Regions from separate parts of the Homo sapiens genome. Here region 1 is linked to region 2. Evidence: chromatin loops called from intact Hi-C (ENCODE). Cell type or tissue: PC-3. All regions are shown on one strand.

The links. A loop is a pair of places that touch in the nucleus more often than their neighbours do. Peaks named below come from ENCODE experiments on the same cell type or tissue, not always from the same donor. Only the 100,000 strongest peaks of a DNase experiment are listed, where the experiment ranks them.
Region 1: it touches region 2 in a loop (11-fold over the local background); 86 of 110 quality-filtered maps call a loop at or near these places.

What each region holds. Positions count from the first base shown.
Region 1 is chr9:20,355,956-20,360,955 of GRCh38, reverse strand. It overlaps MLLT3 (MLLT3 super elongation complex subunit), which reads left to right. Exons shown (of 11, transcript NM_004529.4): 8 at 115-214. All of the region lies in intron 3 of LOC124902129 (a long non-coding RNA gene), which reads right to left. Among named protein-coding and RNA genes, the nearest start is that of MIR4473, 53 kb to the left of the region's middle. In PC-3, a CTCF peak has its summit at 4,468 (motif pointing left); DNase peaks (open chromatin) are centred at 2,555 and 4,465; H3K4me3 peaks cover 1,300 bases; H3K27ac peaks cover 353 bases.
Region 2 is chr9:20,615,393-20,620,392 of GRCh38, reverse strand. All of the region lies in intron 2 of MLLT3 (MLLT3 super elongation complex subunit), which reads left to right. Among named protein-coding and RNA genes, the nearest start is that of MLLT3, 4.6 kb to the left of the region's middle. In PC-3, no CTCF peak of the experiment used is centred here; a DNase peak (open chromatin) is centred at 1,902; H3K4me3 peaks cover 1,474 bases; H3K27ac peaks cover 2,423 bases.

The DNA of each region.
Region 1 (5,000 bases), 260 kb after region 2:
ATGAACTTGTCAAGGGTTAGTGTTTGGATTCTGTGCTTTCCACGCCTATTTCTATGGGTATTTCAAGAATCATCTGTTTGTAATGATGTGCATAACTTGTCTGTTTCTTTTCAGAGTTAGCTTAAGTGATGGCAGCGATAGTGAAAGCAGTTCTGCTTCTTCACCCCTACATCACGAACCTCCACCACCCTTACTAAAAACCAACAACAACCAGGTAAATTGTGGGGTTTGCACTTTGCAAGACTCTGCAGAGCTAGGTGTAATCATTTTTACAAAGCATGCAAAACTTTCATCCCTGAATTTTAAACAAACTTCCTCTTGATGCCAAATAGATGGGAGGGAGGCCACAGCCTGTGGAATAAACACATAGTTAGGGTATAAGAGGTTCTGCTGTCATGAGAAGATGAATATGTTCCACCAGATGGGTTAATTAAGTTAGTACAATAAGAGAGGGTGACAAAAAGTATTGCCCATTTACCATTTACTCCTGATTTCTATATACTTTACACTTCAGCAGTAAGTAGGTGCCTTAATTAGGAAGAATATGACCTTTGGGCCTAGTATAGAGCTTGGTTCTTTACCACTGGTAATTTACTGGTGGGAAATTAACTTTTAGCTTTTGATTCTCAGTTTCCTTATCTGTAAATGACATTAACACTATCTTTTAGGTTATTGGGAAGATGACAAATAATATATGTAAAGAGCAAAAGGCAGTGCACAGCCCCTCCTTGGCACTCAGTTGATGGTAGTTTATTATTATAGGTGTTCGGCCTCAGTTTTCTCGTCCAAGATAGAAGGATTATTACTTGGGATTTTAAGGAATAATTAATAAAATGCTGAGAAAATAATGGTCATTATCATTGTTACAACTTGAGCTAAAGGAAAGCTTATTAATTTGATAGTCAACTCAAAATATAACTATTTGGATAAGATCTAGGCAGAACTTTGAAGGCTATGATAAAGAGCATTTGTTAAATAAATTAAATCGGGATATTTTCTTTACCAACTAAAATAAACTATTTTCAGTATCATGAATAATGTAAAAGCCTCATTGAGCATTGAATTGATACTCTCATTACCATAAGTTTTTCTTATCTTTTTGTGTCGACAGATTTCCTATGACCTCTACAATAACTGCTTAATTCAAGTTACTGTACGAATATTAACTTGAAAACTAAACAACTGTGTTTTTCTGAAAATACTGTTTCACAGGTGTCCTTCAATTTTAAATAGTCTTGCCCTTAAATCCGTGGTCTTTGTGTTACTTGGAAAATGTTAGTTTAGAGCTGAAGACTTTTTCTTTTTGCATTTTATTTAAAGCACTAGCAAAGATCTCTTATAGTTTAAAATTCCTCATTTATAAGGTTTGTCTATAATGCAAATCCGTTCTTGTTAAGTAGGAATGATACCAGTACTCTTTGTTGTACCAGTTACAGTTCAACTGCAATTTCTTTGTGTCCTACATTAAAATCAAAGTCCAGCCTCATTATCTCTTATAGATGGGGTATTCAGCAAGTTATTTACTTCTTTTTCCATATCCTGGCTCTTCCCCATCTTCAGGGCCAGCTGTGCTCATGGCCCAGCCGTCTTTTACCTCTGGTGTGGATGCCTGCCACCACAAGTCAGGCATTTCAGAGGAAAGTAAAAAGAGGAAAGACATATGCATCATGGCCAATCAGCTGAGAACACTGGACTGGTTAACTAGAAAATTTGGGATCCTTTTGTAAATTTGTGCTTCAGTGAGAACTAGCATTAGAATAGAATTTGAACCTTGGTGAGATTTTTTTTTTTTTTTTTTTTTTTTTTTTTTGAGATGGAGTTTTGCTCTTGTTGCCCAGGCTGGAGTGCAATGGCGCGATCTTGGCTCACTGCAACCTCCGCCTCCTGGGTTCAAGCGATTCTCCTGCCTCAGCCCCGCGAGTAGCTGGGACTACAGGTGCATGCCACCACGCCCAGCTAATTTTTGTATTTTTAGTAGAGACGGGGTTTCACCATGTTGGCCAGGATGGTCTCGATCTCTTGACCTCATCATGCGCCTCACAAAGTGCTGGGATTACAGGCATGAGCCACCGCTCCCAGCCGATGATATTTTTAAATCCAACCTAGGCATATTTCAGCTTGATTTCTGTATCCAGTGGGTGGTATATGAGAGCTACAATACGTCATGGGCACAGCAGTGGCAGGGCCAGGAGTGTAGGGCATTAGGCTCTGCTTTTGTGCCCCTCACTCATCTCCTTCAGTATCTCTCCCAATCATAGTGAAAAGTGGGCTTGCTAGGGAATGCAACTCCAGCAAGCACCTTTCATGCCCTTCAAACCTTATGGCTTCACTTAAGCCCTTCCTGAATGGGCAGTCTTGAACAGACCTTGGCTTTAGGGAAAGGTTTAGACTCTTTGTCAGACTGTTTTTTACCTGTCTAGCAAAACAAAACCAAAAACGAATAGTATCGTCTATCTGGAGAGGGTAAAAGTTACCTTATCTGATTAAGTAGCATACTCCTGGTTCCTTGGCGTGTTTATTTGGCAAGTGTTGCTTCACACATGTGAATCATCAGTCTGCCAATAATACTGTATTATGTGTCACTTTCTCCATGCACTTGTAAGCATGGTAAGAAAGTCCGTATGCTTCCACTTTTAGCTAGTCTGGGTTAGGAAATATATATACCACAGGAGGGCTTACCTTCTTAGAGCTATGTCTTGGAGCCGAGAGGACAAGTAAAGGTTTCTTAAACCTTGTTTAGTATTGGTTTCCTAGCCCCTCAAATCACTTGCACTGGGGTCAGGTGTGATGCTATCCCTTTAAGTCAAGCTTCTGGGACTTAAAAAAAATTACTAGTATATCTTAATTCTCTATGTTGATGGTATAAGAGAGTAAAAATTTCTTAAAAATCTAAAAGTCAACTAAATTTCACTCTGGAATGACTTTTTAGTCGTATTTGAATGTGTGTGTGTGTGTGTGTGTGTGTGTGTGTGTGCGCAGGAGGGAGGGAGAAAAGTAGGGGGAGAGAGACAGGGATAGAGAAAGAGTATGAATCTGAATTTTCACGATTAATAAAGAGTTGAGAACATACTTGGAAGGACTAACTCCGAAATGGGAACACTCTTGAGTTTCCTCCTTCCATACTCCTTGCCTGTTCTCTCTCTATGAATTGATAATGATCTCTGAGTTTGATAAAGCACCAGGCAAAGCTGAAATGTCCATTGCCTTTTCTCAAATCTTCCAGGGACTAGAGAAGAGGGGAAGTACTAATGGAGTCAAATATTTTCATACTGAATAAAAGTGAACATAGAGTCACACGTCAACCAAGCAAGTAATTAACCTGAGTACTGTTGGGAGCTACTGTCATTAGTATGAAAGATCTATCAGTAGAGAATCCATCTGTGAATAACTGAGTTGTCATTCTTCATAAAGTGATACAGAAAAATATAATCTTGAACGTTTGTCAAGACATTTTCTCAGATTAAAGACAAAAGTGCTACTAAACCACAATTCTTCTATTTTCAGAGACTGCTGTATCTATAAATGGAGTAGCTAGGCAGTCTAGGTAGCTCTGCTTCTCTCAGTACAATTTAATAGGTAATAATAAAGAGTGTTGCGTCATTTCAACCAGAGATGGTTTTTTCACTCCAAACCTCCCTTATGTGAATTTCAAACAAAAACAAAATACCACATCTTTTTTAGCCAGAAGCTTGGCAGGGAGGGAGGGGAGAAAGGACTTGAAGGAAGGAAGTGATCCATTGGACCCGGGTTAATATTCAGAATATCATAAATCACCTATCAGCCTGCAAGGCATGTTGAATGAAATTAAAAAGAGTCTATCCAGTTAAACTGGTTTAAAATAAGCCTGTGGAAGACAAGGTGTTGTACTTTTTTATTCTGGAGTTGTTTCCCTAAAGATAAGAAATGATCATAAATAAAACAATTGTCTTCAGCAGGGCTCAGCTCTCTCAGAATGAGGTTTTGACAAAGCTGTTTATTTTGGAGCAGGGAGAGATCAAAGAAGGAAGATTAACTGAGCCCTCTCTGGGCAGCCACTCAGTAACTTGAGGCGGGTCACTGACACCCGGAGCTTTTGTTCCTGCCACTGCAACTTCAGAAGAAAGAAACTAGGATTTCAATGTATTTTGGCCTTCTGTGCTGTAGCACTTACGGAATGTGTGGGGTGGGACTTCAGCGTCCAAATGTTCTATTTTCTGCTTTGAAGAAAAGGTGGCAGAACTCTCTAAACCTAGTTAGCAAAGTTCTATTGCAAATACAGCGTCCTCAAGTCACTTCAACACCCAGAGTACAGGAGTTGGAGGAGGGGATCGTGGGAGGCAGCGGGATATGATGGGAACAAAATTCAGTTCTGTAATGCACAAGTCAAGCAGGCAGGCACTTTTTTTTTCTTTTTTTCTTGCCTGAAATCTCAGCGGATTGTCTCTGCATGCCCAGCCCAGTATCTGAGTTGGCGAGGAGTGCCATCTACTGACCTACTTGCTCCTAGGTCTCAGCGCTGATTTTTCCCTTGAGATCTCACTTTCAACAACAATGGAGGAGGAAATTCTGAATGTAGTGGAGTATTTGGTTTCCTTTACAGTGGAGCATGTTAAAAACGATTGCCTTGCCTCTGTTAATACGTAATTTCCTTGTGTTGCCAAAAGTATTGTATTTTAAGTTAGCCTGGTCAAATTAGTCATTTGGTTATCTTCATATTAAAAATGATGAAAAAAAGCATGATTGTCAGGAAAGACTGTTAAAAGGACACTTTTTACTCGTGCATTATTCTCAATTAAAATAAAAATATGCCCCTTCAGGAGTATTCGGTCTTTTCCAGGATGTCATGTTCCTATCCTCATCCAGTAAAATGTTTATTAGTAATAAAAAATGTTAAAGCTGAATGGGAATCTGGGTCTTATCTTGTTCATCTCTCCCATTTCATCCTTTGCGGTCCAAAAATATTAAATAATAAGGCTGGGACTTGAACTTGGGCTTCTGAGCCTAATCAGTGCTCTTGCCAC
Region 2 (5,000 bases):
TCCTCTGGGGTTAGCCGCGGGTTCTGTGGGGAAGGTGCAATTAGTTGTTGAGTTTGGAGATGTGGGGAATCGGGCTGGAGGGAATAAACACTTTGCGCGTGTGTGTGTGTGTGTGTGTGTGTGTGTGTGTGTGTGTGTGTTTTCCTAGAGAAATTAAGATTTACCTGTGTTATTAGCAAAGAATGTATTGGATGTAGTTATTGTTCGGTCTTGGCAAGTCGGTTCTCTTTAGGGTCTTCTGTGCTTTCCTGTCTGTGTATGAGGCACCAGGTGCCAGTTGCCATAGACTTTTCTTTTTGTGGCTTAGCCACCGCCACACCCACTCCAGTCTGGATTTTATGTTTACTTGGGGGGCTTACTCGTTCCTCCCTCCCACCCCCGCGTGCCACTTGACTGCTCCTTTGATTCTGAGCAACGTTCCAAAGTGTCTGCCGGATGTGATCTGCAGGGAGACTGTTCTTGCAAAGGTCGAAGCTAAGTTGAAGAGGAACGATGTGGAGGAAGCCTTTTGCTTTAGTCCCTCCCCACCTTGGTTCTTAGCCTTGGAGTCTAGTTTGCATAATCCTACTGGGCCTCTGTGGTCCCAAACATTTTCCATAATGGGCAGGACAGTTTTGGAAAAAAGAAACGGAGTGTCATTTTGAAAGAAATTTAAAGAGGGTTTGAGAAATACCGATTTCTTTTCCCTTCAACCTCTGGAAAACTAATGTCTGGTTGTTTTAGTTGGATTAGTGAAGGTAACAGTACAAATACAATAAGGTGCTTTGTTTGTGAGCAGGTTTATTTATCTAAGTCGACACAATGGTTAGTAGTTATCTTCCATTTGATCCGTAATCTTTATTGGCATCTAGAACTCCTGTCGTTTCTTAGAGTAATATCATAATAAATCCATTCTGCTTAGAGCTGTGTGGAAATTATTGAACATTCAGGGGGCTGAATAAAGAAAGGAGAAGCGTCGTGTGCCTTAGAGGTGGCAGAGGTTTGTATTGGTGCTTAGTTTTGTTTCCAGAGCTCATGTAATGGGAAGTAGGATTGTATTTTTTGCCTTTAGTGGTTTGGTTTATAACTCCTCCTGAAAACTTGAACGGTTGAATTTGATGGTCTTTGTTGGATGGTTAATAAATAAATCCAGTTTCTTATAGAGGGCTAGAAATATGCATGGCCTATAGGAAATAACATTTGAAATTTGTTAGCATTTTATGTTAAAATATAGTCAGAGATTATTATATTTCATATTTCCTCCAAACTGTGGTAAGGATGAGCGATGTCAAATTTCTATCGCTGATGAGGTTGATATGCTGCTTCTCGGATTCTCTCTCTCCCTTTCCATGTGTCTGTAGAGCAGAGGAGTTTAAACAAAAGAAACCACTTTCTAAGATCCTTGGTACACATTATTACTACTACTTGGCTGCAGTTCACTTCAAGGTGAAATAAGCTTTTAAAAAGCAACATTTATTAGGAAAATTAACTCAGTTGGCAGAAGATGTAGCTCTTAAGGTAACTTTGTTTAGGCACCTTGACAATCAACAAATTGGCATTATGAAATTAAAGATGATCAACCTCTATTTTACCATTGTTTTTCTGCTTCAGTGGATGTGTGCATTGATGTTATTTTTATTTCCTATACTTAATGATTTTCTGTCTGCCCTGAGGGAACATGAGGGTGCTGCTCACATAGGCCACACCTGGGAGTTGTTGCTAGGCGTGGTAAGCTGCTTGATAGCAGTGATGACTTCTCAGAGGTCTCTGGTGAGAGATGTCTGCTTGTTGGTTGGATTCCTCAATTTTTATACTCAACTGTGGAGGTTCTCTATGCAGTCTATAAGCCATTGTTTTAAAATGTTTATTTTTGGATTTTTATTTGTATGCGTGCTTCCCATGATGTGACAAGTCCTGGGAAAAGTGCCAGCTTACATCACCCAGGAGAGACCTTGTCATACTGTAATTACACATGATTCAGATTGCAAGAGAAGGTTTCTCTGTTCATTGGGAATAGTTGTAAGTTCAAGCAACACCAAACATGCCACTTAATCCTGGGACTTATTTTTTGGCTTATAAAGTCTTTCAAAATGATAAGAATAAATATAGAATAAGAATGCCAAGAATTTGTATGTCTACTTCCAGTACCTTTTAAAGTGTTATGTTAGCTATATTGTAGATCTATAAGTGATAGAGTAAAATTCTACCAATTGGAAATTGGAGAAACTGAAAATATGAATTTGTGAGAAATCTGAGTTATAAGATCTTTAAAAGAAATGCTCATATTCTATAATAAATAAGCTGTGTTGGCTATAGTGACAATCTAAATCACTTTCACTGTATACAGTAGCTGCTAAACAGAGATGAGCCTTAGGACTGAGGATGAACTGCTCAGCCACAAAGATGAAAGAGTCCTTAGTTTTGTAAATCTTTGGTTTGGAAAAGTGAATTGATTTTCAGGTTGATTTCCTTTACTTCACAGTAATATTAGAATTTGTAGGAGAAAAAATTATAGTATTTTTAACTTGTTGCTTAATGAGAATTATGTATACCATTTCAGAATTGAGCTAATTGGATTTGAATTAATGAGGTTTTACTCTGTCACAAAGATGGGTGGGAGACCTTCAATTTAAAACTAATGGCACAAAATCTTAGAAAAGAGATTTTGATGAAATGGTGAAGCCTGGAATGTCTATTAGCCATGACAAAACAGGTAGGTCAGAGTATGATGCATTTTTAAACTATTTACCTGCAAAAAAAGACAATATCTTATTTATTAGTACCAAAGATTTGTACTAGTCTGATATGACTGAAATGAATAGTCACATTCAAAACATTTCTTTTAAAATATTAATGTTTTTGTTTTTAGTATGATGTGAATTTGAGTGAACTTTTTTTCCAGTTACAGCCATCCTTACTATTGCAATTTGTTTCACTGACATTTATGATATGAAATCTGTTGCTTATTATTTTATGGAAGCTAATTTGGCCACTGGTAGGATTTGATAGCTTTTTATTTGTAGCCTTAGTCCTTTGAGTGGGCAGATAAAGCTTAATAAATCCACTCTAACAATTTTCCTTTAAGTGTATGAGGCCAGCTTTACTGCATAGTTTTGATTTGTGTTAAATGGTCTTCTGAAATAATTTGGGTAAGTTTTTATCAAGGTAACTAATACTTGAGGGCTTACTAGCTGAAGACGTTGTGTGCATCTGGTATATTTTCTCTTCAGAGTCATTTAAAAGATATAAGGAACAAAATGAAGATGAGTGACTGTTCTGATAGATTCAGCGAGTGTTATTTGTGTAGGGTTCTGTATGAAATTTAGATGACCAGTGAGAACAGTTTTACTGCTGTGCATTTTGAAGCACATAAAGTATAATTTTCCAAGGCACTTAAAAGCTGAATTGTTGGTGGAAATCTCATATTCTGTGGGTGAGAATGTAAATCGGGCAGGGGTATTTTGGAGAACATTGGCAAGGTCTATTAAGATTTTTAATGTTTATACTGTTTAGCCTAGCAAATTTACTTCTAGGAATTTTCTGACAAATATGTTCTCACAAGTACACAAAGATACAGCATGTTTCTTGTGACTGTTTTTGTAATAGTCAAAATTTGGAAGAAAGCCATATAGGGGCCCTCAACTGGATACAATTAAATGATGATAATCTATAAAAAGAGGTATATCTATTTGTAGATGCAGGAAGATCTTCAAGAATAATTAAGTGAAATAAGGCAAGTTGCTAAATCATTGTGATCTCATTTTTTCAAAAAAGTGCTTGTGCAGATAAGTATACGTATGTCTATACAAGTGTATGTCTGTAAATAAGTAAATTTGCATTAGCGGGCATCAAACTCTTACTAGTAGTTTAGTAGCTACTTGTGGTGGTGATGGGAGGTTATTTTTGTAGTGTTTGATTTTTTTTTAAAGTTAACTCCGTATATTTAAAACATTCAATGAGCACACATAACTTTTTAAAACTGAAAAAGAATAAAAAACCAATATAGAATATTGTTTTAAAAATAGGGATTAGCATGTAGCTATCTAAAAGTTAAAGATCTAAAAGTGATCTTTAATATCTTGGGTAGATATTGTTGCTTAAAGATGGAGAGAATTTAGGGTTAGGAATTACAGACTTGTATTCAAATGTTGGTTTAAGAGACTCCTTGTATGGTTTTGGACAAGTTACTTCTGTGTCTCTTTTCTCATTTGCATTATGGAAATGATGATAAAATAGAACTATTACCTCATAAGTTGAGGTTGAAATGTAAATCAACTGTTTTCATACTTATTGGGCTTAAGATCCTTTTACACTTACAAATTGAAGAACGCATAGAGTTTTTTTGTGTAAGTTATATCTATTAATTTTAGTGTATTAGAAATTAAAATGGAGACATTTTAAAGAAATTAATTTGTCTAAAGGTAGTAACCTATTATATGTTAACATACAGGTAACATTTTAATGAAAAATGAACATTTTCTTAAAAACAGTGACAAGAGGGGCATTGTTTACTTTTCTTTTCTTTTTTTTTTTTTTTTTCAAATCTCTTTGTTTTAATAGAAGACAACTAGGTCCTCTTACCAGCTTCTCTTTTCAGTCTATTGTGTTATCACATGTCCTGTAGCCTCTGGAAAACTCTGCTACACACTCACGAGAGAATGGGAAGGAAAAAGGCACATAACTTAATAGATTTTATTATATATATAGATTTAACGTCACCAATCACCTGAAAAGATCATAGGGATCCTGAGATCCTAACTCTACACTCCGAGAACTGCTGGTAGAAAGTATTCAGCCTACAATCTGGCACACATAAATTGCCCAATACATGGAAGCTGATTGTTATTATTGTTGCTAATAAAAACTTATTTAATGGAAAGAGAAAAGGTAAATCTTCCAAGGTATTTGCCTCATTAAATTCCGGTGAATGATTACCTAACAAAATTGTTTTCAGAAAAGGATAATTTAAACTTGGGTTTTTCTGGGCATATTTTATAGCTACTATTACTATCCATTCTTTT